Linked DNA regions of Homo sapiens: region 2 is linked to region 1. A link is an interaction called in ENCODE POLR2A ChIA-PET data of the cell type or tissue named here. Cell type or tissue: PC-9. All regions are shown on one strand. Region 1 overlaps CLASP1 (cytoplasmic linker associated protein 1). Region 2 overlaps CLASP1 (cytoplasmic linker associated protein 1).

Evidence for each region. Peaks named below come from ENCODE experiments on the same cell type or tissue, not always from the same donor. Only the 100,000 strongest peaks of a DNase experiment are listed, where the experiment ranks them.
Region 2: POLR2A ChIA-PET joins it to region 1 with 13 read pairs; 14 of 35 experiments call an interaction of 5 or more read pairs at or near these places.

The regions. Positions count from the first base shown.
Region 1 is chr2:121,638,164-121,643,163 of GRCh38, reverse strand. All of the region lies in intron 1 of CLASP1 (cytoplasmic linker associated protein 1), which reads left to right. Among named protein-coding and RNA genes, the nearest start is that of CLASP1, 8.8 kb to the left of the region's middle. In PC-9, no CTCF peak of the experiment used is centred here; no DNase peak of the experiment used is centred here; H3K27ac peaks cover 1,078 bases.
Region 2 is chr2:121,558,000-121,562,999 of GRCh38, reverse strand. All of the region lies in intron 2 of CLASP1 (cytoplasmic linker associated protein 1), which reads left to right. Among named protein-coding and RNA genes, the nearest start is that of RNU4ATAC, 30 kb to the right of the region's middle. RefSeq lists an enhancer at 4,303-4,352. In PC-9, no CTCF peak of the experiment used is centred here; no DNase peak of the experiment used is centred here.

The sequences.
Region 1 (5,000 bases):
TCTTTTGGGGAAAGAAATCTAGAACTGGCCTTGTGGCCATCTGATAGCATGGTGCGTTTAGGTGAGCCTGTCTTCATTCAGGATAGCTGAGGTCAGTGTAGGACTTTCCCTCACTACTGTCCAATTAACTCTCCAGGCAGAATCAGTTAAATATATTTATAGTCTTACTGCAATAATGTAGCAATAATATGGAAAGTTGAGAGACCAGTGGAGGAAAACCACATCAAACCATTTCAACATGAGCTATTACTTCCCGATATATCACTCTTTGAGACTGTCCATGTGTCCATTCTTTTTGTAAGTAATTTTAGGTCTTGCATGTTTTATGGATGGTTTTCTTATAATTACATAGTATATGTAATTTTAAGTTTTAATAGCTTTGTCATTTTGCTTAATATGGCAAATTTTGGTAAACTGTTTGAGATTTTTTTTGGGACAGGGTCTCACTCTGACGCCCAGGCTGGAGTGAAGTGGCGCAATCTCAGCTTACTGCAACCTCCGCCTCCCGGATTCAAGCGATTCTTCTGCCTCAGCCTCCCATGTAGCTGAGATTACAGGTGTGCGCCACCACGCCCGGCTCATTCTTGTATTTTTAGTAGTTACAGAGTTTCACCATGTTGGCCAGGCTGGTCTCGAACTCCTGACCTCAAGTGATCCACCTGCCTCAGCCTCCCAAATGCTGGGATTACAGGTGTGAACCACTGCACCTGGCCTGAGAGTTTTGACAGGAAGATTTTCTTTTTTCTTTTTTTTTTTTTTTTTAGCAAAAAGATACCTGCTCTGTCACCCAGGGTGGAGTGTGGTGGTATGATCATGGCTTACTGCAGCCTTGACCTTCCACCTCAGCCTCCTGAGTAGCTGGGATTAGCCAGGTGTGCGCCACCACCCTTGCTAATTTTTGTATTTTTTGTAGAGACAGGGTCCCACTATGTTGCCCAGGCTGGTCTCAAACTCCTGGACTCAAGCAATCCTCCTGCCTCACCCTCCCAAAGTGCTGGGATTATAGGCGTGAGCCACTGTGTCTGAGTAGTTATCTTTTTTTTTTTATTATATGTAATCCAATAGTGATTATCTTTTTTGTATAGTTTCTTTTGTGTTATTCCCTTAGGATAAATTCAAATAAGTGGGATTATTGAATTTAAGGGTATGAGCTTTTTTTGGTTTGTTTTTAAAGAGGCAGGGTCTTACTATGTTGCCTAGGCTACTCGAACTCCTGGGCTCAGTGATCCTCCCACCTCAGCCTCCTGAGTAGCTGGGACTGTAGGTGCACACCAGCACATCCAGCCTCATATTTATGACTTTTAATATGTATTGCCACTAGCTAACCAAAAATTCGTACCATTTAGTAATTTTCCCAGCAATCTAAGAATGTGTTAGTTTCACAAAAATGTTACCAACTTCTGGTGAATATAATTTAAGTATATTTTTTGCTATTATATGAGGTGTAGCTGGTACATTATTTTTATTTTTCATTACTTTTTGTGTTTATTTTAAAAAAGAATAAGCAATCATGAGGGCCTTCAGTATGATGAAACTGTATGAAACTCACATTGGGTATTACATGCAGGTGGTCTCTGTTACTTCCTTGGTTTCCAATCCTGTCTGGCATGACCAAAACTATTCCATTTCTAGATGGGCATAGAGGAAAATGCAGCCTTTGCTTTGTGGGACAGATTGTTGTAGTTGTCCACATCAGAATGTGATCTTTTTACATTTTTGTGGCCTACCTTCTAGTGTTTCTTTAAACAGTTGTGTGCTAGGCTCCTGTGTAAAATATTTAGTAATCAGAATATCTGTGGGTGTGGGCGATACCTGTTTTTTTTTTTTTTTTAACAGGTTCCCCAAGTGCTTCTGGGGCTACACAAGTTTGAGAGCAGCCTCTGGGGACTACCTTTTAGCGAATTTTCTTCATAGACTGTGTCTTTCCTGTGGGTAGAGGCAGACTCTGTTACGAACAGTAGCCCGGACATGCTAACAGAGGCCTGTTGTATAGAGAAAATGAATTGTGTAGCAGTGCCTTCCTAAATGAAGAGTAGCTGGGTTCGTTCTTGGAACAATAAGCCAGTCTTTCCTAAGAGACTTGAACTGCATAAAAACAGCTCCTTCTCTGATGTTTTTCTGTGGTGCTGGTGGCTGTTTTATTTAAGTTCTGGTAAGTCATAGTGTTCTCCCAGCCCAGGCCATATCCTGCTCAGCCTTTGGTTAGCTGAAAGGTAGCACATAGACCTATTGTCACACTAGCAATTACCATGAGATAGAACACTCACCATTTGCCAGGCAGTTGGATGGGTGCTAGAGGTATACTTCTGCCAATTCTTACAGTAACATTTAAAGGCAGGTGCTATTGTCATTTTATAATGAGAGAAAGCAGAGACTTGGAGAAGTTGAATAATTTGTTAATTGTCACACACCTGCAGAATAGCAGAATTTGGCTTTTAAAATCTTCAGCATGCTTTTCATTTATCCCATTTTTTTTTTTTCCAGCTCAGGTTGTTCTTCCTTCATGAAGGTCAGTGGGCTGCCTTGGGGAAAGGTATGCTGCCACTATCTGGCAGCATCTGGAAACCACTCACTAGTCAGGAGGGATGTAGAGATGCAGACTTCCCACTAGGGTTTCCACGAGGATTAGATCAGGTGACTGTACAGTCCTTTTTAGATTTGAGCTCCTGATATGAAATCTAACCTTAGACAATCCAGATAACTGAAGACCTGATAAAGTTTTTTTTTCTTTCAAGTGTTTTATTGTAGTAAAATATACATAACATAAAATTGTCCATTTAAACCATTTTTTTGTATTATACTTTAAGTTCTAGGGTACATGTGCACAACGTGCAGGCTCGTTACATAGTTATACATGTGCAATGCTGGCCCGCTGCACCCATCAGCCTGTCATTTACATTAGGTATTTCTCCCAATGCTATTCCTCCCCCGGCCCCCCACCCCATGGCAGACCCTAGTGTGTGACGTTCCCCACCCTGTGTCCAAGTGTTCTCATTGTTCAGTTCCTATCTGTGAGTGAGAACATGTGGTGTTTGGTTTTTTGTCCTTGCGATAGTTTGCTCAGAATGATGGTTTCCAGCTTCATCCGTGTCCCTACAAAGGACATGAACTCATCCTTTTTTATGGCTGCATAGTATTCCATGGTATATATGTGCCACATTTTCTTAATCCAGTCTATCATTGTTGGACATTTGGGTTGGTTCCAAGTCTTTGTTGTTGTGAATTGTGCCCCAGTAAACATACGTGTGCATGTGTCTTTATAGTAGCGTGATTTATAATCCTTTTTTTTTTTTTTTTTTTGAGATGGAGTTTCCCTCTTGTTGCCCAGGCTGAAGTGCCATGGTGCAATCTTGGCTTACTGCAACCTCTGCCTCCTGCGTTCAAGTGACTCTTCTGCCTCAGCCTCCGGAGTAGCTGAGATTACAGGCATGCGCCACCATGCCTGGCTAATTTTGTATTTTTAGTAGAGACAGGGTTTCTCCATGTTGGCCGGGCTGGTCTTGAACTCCCAACCTCAGGTGATCTGCCTGCCTTGTTCCCCTCCCAGAGTGCTGGGATTACAGGTGTGAGCCACTGTGCCTGGCCTAAACCATTATTAAGTATGCAATTAAGTGGCATTAATTACATTAATGCTATTGTGCCACCATTGCCATAATCTGTTTCCAAATCTTTTCCATCATCCCAAATAGAAACTCTGTAGCCATTAAGCAATAACTCCCCATTCCTCTGTCTCCCAGCACCTGGTAACCTCTGATCTACTTTCTGACTCAATGGATTTGCCTATTCTGGATATTTCATATAAATGGAATCATACAATATTTTCCTTTTGTGACTGGCTTATTTCATTTGCACAGTGTTTTTTTGTTTTTGTTTGTTTGTTTTTTTTTGAGACAGAGTCTCGCTCTGTCGCCCAGGCTGGAGTGCAGTGTCGCAATCTTGGCTCACTGCAAGCTCTGCCTCCCGGGTTCACGCCATTCTCCTGCCTCAGCCTCCCGAGTAGCTGGGACTACAGGCACCCACCACCAAGCCCGGCTAATTTTTTTGTATTTTTAGTAGAGACAGGGTTTCACTGTGTTAACCAGGATGGTCTCAATCTTCTGACCTTGTGATCCGCCTACCTCAGCCTCCCAAAGTGCTGGGATTACAGGCGTGAGCCACCGCACCTGGCCCCATTTGCGCAGTGTACTCCATTGTTGGCTGGGCACAGTGGCTCATGCCTGTAATCCCAGCATTTGGGGAGGCCAAGGCGGGTGGATCACCTGAGGTCAGGAGTTCAAGACCAGCCTGACCAACATGGTGAAACCCTGTCTCTACTAAATATACAAAAAATTAGCTGGGTGTGGTGGTGTGTGCCTGTAATCTCAGCTACTTGGGAGGCTGAGGCAGGAGAATTGCTTGATCCTGGGAGGCGGAGGTTGCAGTGAGCCGAGATCATGCCACTGCACTCCAGCCTCGGCAAAAAGAGCAAAACTCTGTCTCAAAAAAAAAAAAAATAAAAAAGAACACCATTCTTTTTTTATTGCTGAGTAATGTTCTATTGTATGGATATACCACATTTTGTTTATCCATTAATTTGTTGGTGGACGTTGGCTTGTTTCTGCTCTTTGGCTATTGTGAATAATGGTGCAGTGAACACTATTGTACAATATCTGTTTGAATCTCTGTTTTCATTTCTTTTGGGTATATACCTTGGAGTGGAATTGTTGCGTCATTTGGGTGATTCTATGTTGTAACTTTCTGGAACAATTGCTGAACTGTTTTTCACAGTGGCTGTACCATTTTACATTCTGACTAGCAATGTACAAGGGTTCCAGTTTCTCCACATTCTCACCAACACATGTCATTTTCTGTGTTTTTTTTTAATTTTTATTTTTATTATAACCATTCTATAATATAAGTAGTATCTTAATTTGGTTTTGATTTTAATTTTCCTAATGACTAAGTTGTTAGGCATCTTTTCATGTGTTTATCGGTCATTTGTATGTCTTCTTTGGAGAAAT
Region 2 (5,000 bases), 80 kb after region 1:
GCCTCTGGGGAAGTGTCAGTCACGTGATTAGCTTGGCCTGTGTTGGGACTGTCATTGGGACTCAAAAAGATGTGTGCATATAACATTTTAAATTTAGAAGAGACATGAAAAATAATTTAGAACAACTTCATTTTACAGATGGAGGAACTGAAGCCTGGAAAGGACAGCTGACCTCCTTTCCAGATTCTGAAAGAATAAAATCGAAAGCAGGAGAGGGTTCTCTGTACCAGGCCACATCATTGAAAGACAAAACCTGAACAATAATAAAACCCCAGAGGACAAAAGCCAAGCTTAAGTGAAATTTGCCTGTTGTGCTTCTGTGCTTATGTTTGATCTCCTAGTAAATAATTGAAGAGTTTGAGGTAGTTCCCCAGTGGAAAGGTTTCTAGAATAGAGATTTGTCTGAAAATGTTCAGAAGAGCTGTTCAGTATTCTACTCAGTTGATTTTATGGAGGGAGTCATAGGACTCTCAGTGTTGGAGTAACTAGTTGTGTTGTAGCCTGTCATGGCTTTGGAGTGATTTGTTCTTTGCTGGATGACTAGATAAATCAGTAAAGACAGAATTCAGGAAAAGGGATGAGAGATGGAATGGGGAGGAGACTCAGATTTAAAGAATGCCTTGTGCTAGGCCACGTGCTGAGCATTTTCTATAAGTCAGTTCCCCAAGTCCTCTGAAGAACTCAAATCCTTCAGCACATGTTTGTTCCGCACAGGTTAGCAGTGGTCACAGGCAGGCCCTGAGGGTGGACTGCCTGCCCAGGTTCCTGTGCTGTGGCTGGCGCTGGGCTTTGCTCAGAGGAGTCAAGGAGAAGTCACTTGGCCCCAGCTCTAAGAAGACTTGCTGTCCAGGACAAAGATTGTCAAGCTGTTTCTCTAAGGTTCATAGTGAGAAATCCGTTTTATGTTGCAACCTGTAGGAACACATTAGTCCCACAGTCAGAAGTAAAACATTTCATCTCAAGAAAAACCACAGAAGACAAAGAATACTTGTCTAACATTAAGCCCTAACATAATGTAGTTTTGAGCCCCTTTCTTGTAAATTGCCAGATTCCCTAATGAAAACAGCTTTACCTCTGATTTTTGCAATCCTGATGCCTGCAGACATGTAATAACCCTTGTAGATAAGCCACTCAAAGGTAGGAAACTGATGATTTTCTTCAAGGGAGAATAGTGAGTGTATCAACTCTAACTTTGGCATTTCCTTTCCCCTTTAAATACTTGCACCATCCTTTATTTAGAGAGCCCAGTATTTCAGAAGGCCTGACTCACTTGCCCTTATCTCCATCTAAATCAAGGTTTCCAACCCCTGGCTCAGAAGCCCAGGACAGTTTTGAATGTGGTCCTACACAAATTCACAAACTTTGTTAAAACATTATGAAATTTTTTTGCAATTTTTTTTTAAGCTCATCAGCTGTCATTAGTGTTAGTGTATTTTATGTGTGGCCCAAGACATTTCTTCTTCCAGTGGGGCCTAGGGAAACCAAAAGATTGGATACTTTTGATCTAAATATTTGTCTTATTGTTCCATTTTGTCTCTAGTTTTTCTAATAGTGATCGTATGAGATCAGTGCACTGCAAGCTACTCTTTTTTAGTCACTGCAGTATTTAAGGTAAGAGAAAAGAAAGCTTTAAGATAGATTTTACAGTAGTAATTCTTTGCCTAGAATAATAGTCATGAGTCTTAATCCTGGTTCCCAGGTAGTTAAGGAGATATAGTTTCTAAAGATCAAACCTATAGTATACCTTTATTATTACTTTTTCAACTTTGTATTATGAAAATTGCAAAACATTGGGCTGCGTGTGGTGGCTCATGCCTGTAATCCCAGCACTTTGGGAGGCCGAGGTGGTTGGATCACCTGAGGCCAGGAGTTCGAGACCAACCTGGCCAACATGGCAAAACCCTGTCTCTGCTAAAAATACAAAAATTAGCTGGGCATGGTGGCCCATGCCTGTAATCCCAGCTACTCGGGAGGCTGAGGCAGGAAAATCACTTGAACCCAGGAGGCAGAGGTTGCAGTGAGCCAGGATCGTGCCATTGCACTCCAGCCTGGGCTCCGTCTCAAAACACAAAAAACAAACAAACAAAAAAAACAAAAATTAGCCAGTTGTGGTGGCAGGCTCCTGTAATCCTGGCTACTTGGGAGGCTGATGCAGGAGAATTGCTTGAACCTGGGAGGCAGAGGTTGTGGTGAGCTGAGATCGCGCCACTGCACTCTAGCTTGGGCGAAAACAAAAAGAAAATTGTGAAACGTACACAAAAGTAGAGAGAATGTTTTAATGAATCCATGCACCCAGCATTTAACTTCAAGGATTGTCAGTAACTTGCTGTTCTTGAAATGCCTGGTACTGATGTGATACCCCTTATTCCTAGAGGTGGAAATAACCGTGGAGCAGAGGGATGTTCTTGGATGTGGATTCATTCTCCACTTTGCAGAGAAAACCTAGACAGAAGACTGTCTTCCATTCCTTCCTGGCAGGCAGCTTCTGAGGGGATATGTGTGTTTAAAACTTAAAATGTTAAAAATTGTTTTAATTGTGGCTTTCTTAAATTTCGAATTTATGTGTATCTGTTGTGAAAATTCCTTAATACACACATGTGAAGCCCAAGGTGAAAATCCTATTCCCCAGCATACAAACACATTGCTCACAAACATTGCATGTAAGTTTTTAAGGAAATGCAGTCATACTATTCTGCATACTGTTCTGCAGCTTGCTGTTTTTAAAAACTTCATAACACAGACATCTTCCCATGTTAAATATACATGTAGGTCTAAATTATTCTTTCCTGTAGCTGCACTGTATTCTGTAGTATTCAAGTATAGTATGTTAAGTTTTTTCATTATCATTAAATTTTTTTTTTTTACTTTGAAGTGATTTAAGAGTTCCCATGTACATTTCACCCAGCTTCCCTTAGTGTGAGCTTCTTACAGTGCCATGGTACATTTATCAAAACTTAAGAAATACAAGGGACTTGGTACAACACTATTAATCAAACTACAGGTTTTATTTGGATTTCATCAGTGTTTCCACTAATGTCTTTTTTCTTTTCTTGGATCCAGTCCAGGATACCACATTTCATTAGCCATTGTAATGATGATGATGATAATGATGATGATGATAATTATTAAGGTACTAAAATATAATTTATATATCATGAGTTATAAAATTCACCATTTTATAGTTTACAATTAAGTGGTTTTTTTGTATATTCAGAGTTGTATGCTCATCACCACTGTCTAGTGTTTGAAGATTTTCATTGTATTAAAAGGGAACTCTATACCCATCAGCAGTTACTCCCCATCCTCTCTGTCCAAAGCTTCTGGCAACCAACTAATCAACTTGCTGTCTTTGGATTTTTTTTTTCTGTCTCTATTCCAGATATTTCATAAACTAGAATCATGCGATATGTGGTCTTTGGTATCTGACTTCTTCCATTTGTATCATAATGTTTTCAAGGTTTACCCACGTTGTAGCATGAATTCAGTACTTAATTTCTTTTTATTGCCAAATAATATTCCATTATGTAGGTATACCACATTTTGTCAGTTGTTGGATATTATGTTGTTTTCACTTTTTGACTATTATGAATAATACTGTTATGAATATTCATGTTTTTGTGTGGATGTAGATTTTTAAATCTCTTGGGTATATACCTAGGAGCTGAATGTATGAGACATATGGTAATTTTATGTTAAACATTTTGGGGAACTGCTAGATTGTTTTCCAGAGTGGCTACATTATTTTATAATCCCACCAATAATGTTTGAGGATTTCAGTTTCTCCATGTCCTTACCAAAAATTGTCATGGTCTGTATTGCTGTAGCCATCTTGGGTTTCTAAAGATTGAGCATTCTGCTGGGTTTGTCATGAGCCATGTTGTTTGCACATCTCATGAGGTGTGGTCCACACCTTCTTTCCCTCCATCACAGTGCCGTGGCTCTAAAAGTTTTCTGTGTGAATTCAGACAGGGGATGGCTTTCAGGTACTCTGTGCAGTTAACCGGGGTCTGCTGACAGGTGCAGTTCGGTGGATTGATTGTTCATAAAATATTCTTAAGGTTCCCAGGCCAGGTTGAAAGCTTCAGTTTGCAAGGTCATTCTTATGAAACATTCTGAACAGAACCATGAGAGAATCTGGCTCGCTCTGAAATTCTTTGTGATTTGGAGTCTGAGGCACTTGGGAATATATCACCTTAACTGTCACTTTCCCCCAATTGGCAGCAAGAGTGTATTAGTCCATTTTCTTTTGTTTATAACAGAATACCTGAAACTGGATAAATTATTGTAAAAAGGAATTTTTTTCTTATAGGCGTGAGGGCCAAGAAGTCCAGAGTCAAAGGGCCACCTCTGGTGAGAGCCTTCTAGCTGGTGGGCATTTTCTGCAGAGTCCCGAGGTGGTGCGGGTTATTACATGGTGAGGGGCTGTGAGTGCTTTAGCTCAGGTTTCTCTTCCTCTTCTTATAAAGCCACTAGTTCCACTCCCGTGATAACCCATTAATTCATTCATCCATTCGTGAAGACAGAGCCCTCATGACACAGTCCCTTCTTTAAAAGCCTCGCCTTTCAGTACTGCAGCATTGTAGATTAAATTTATAACGTGAAATTTGGGGGGGCACATTCAAACCATAGCAGAGATGCTTCCTAGGATGCCTGGAGGATTTCTTTTTTTCTGTTGCTTTCCCATTTTCAATCTGGGTGATGCTGCTTTCATTTTAGATTAGTGGTTTCTATGAGGGACAGGCCAGTCCATTGGGCTACGGGAAGAACATTATAGCTCCTTGTTAATATTTATTTTTCACCTTATTCTTTGAAGTTATTCTGTTTTACATATGCTTTATAACTAAATTTACATAACAATAGATTGTATGATTTATAAGTAAATACACATAATAGGTGTTCTTTTTTTTTTTTTTTCTTTTTGAGACGGAGTCTCACTCTGTCACCCAGGCTGGAGTGCAGTGGTGCAATCTCGGCTCACTGCAACCTCAGCCTCCTGGGTT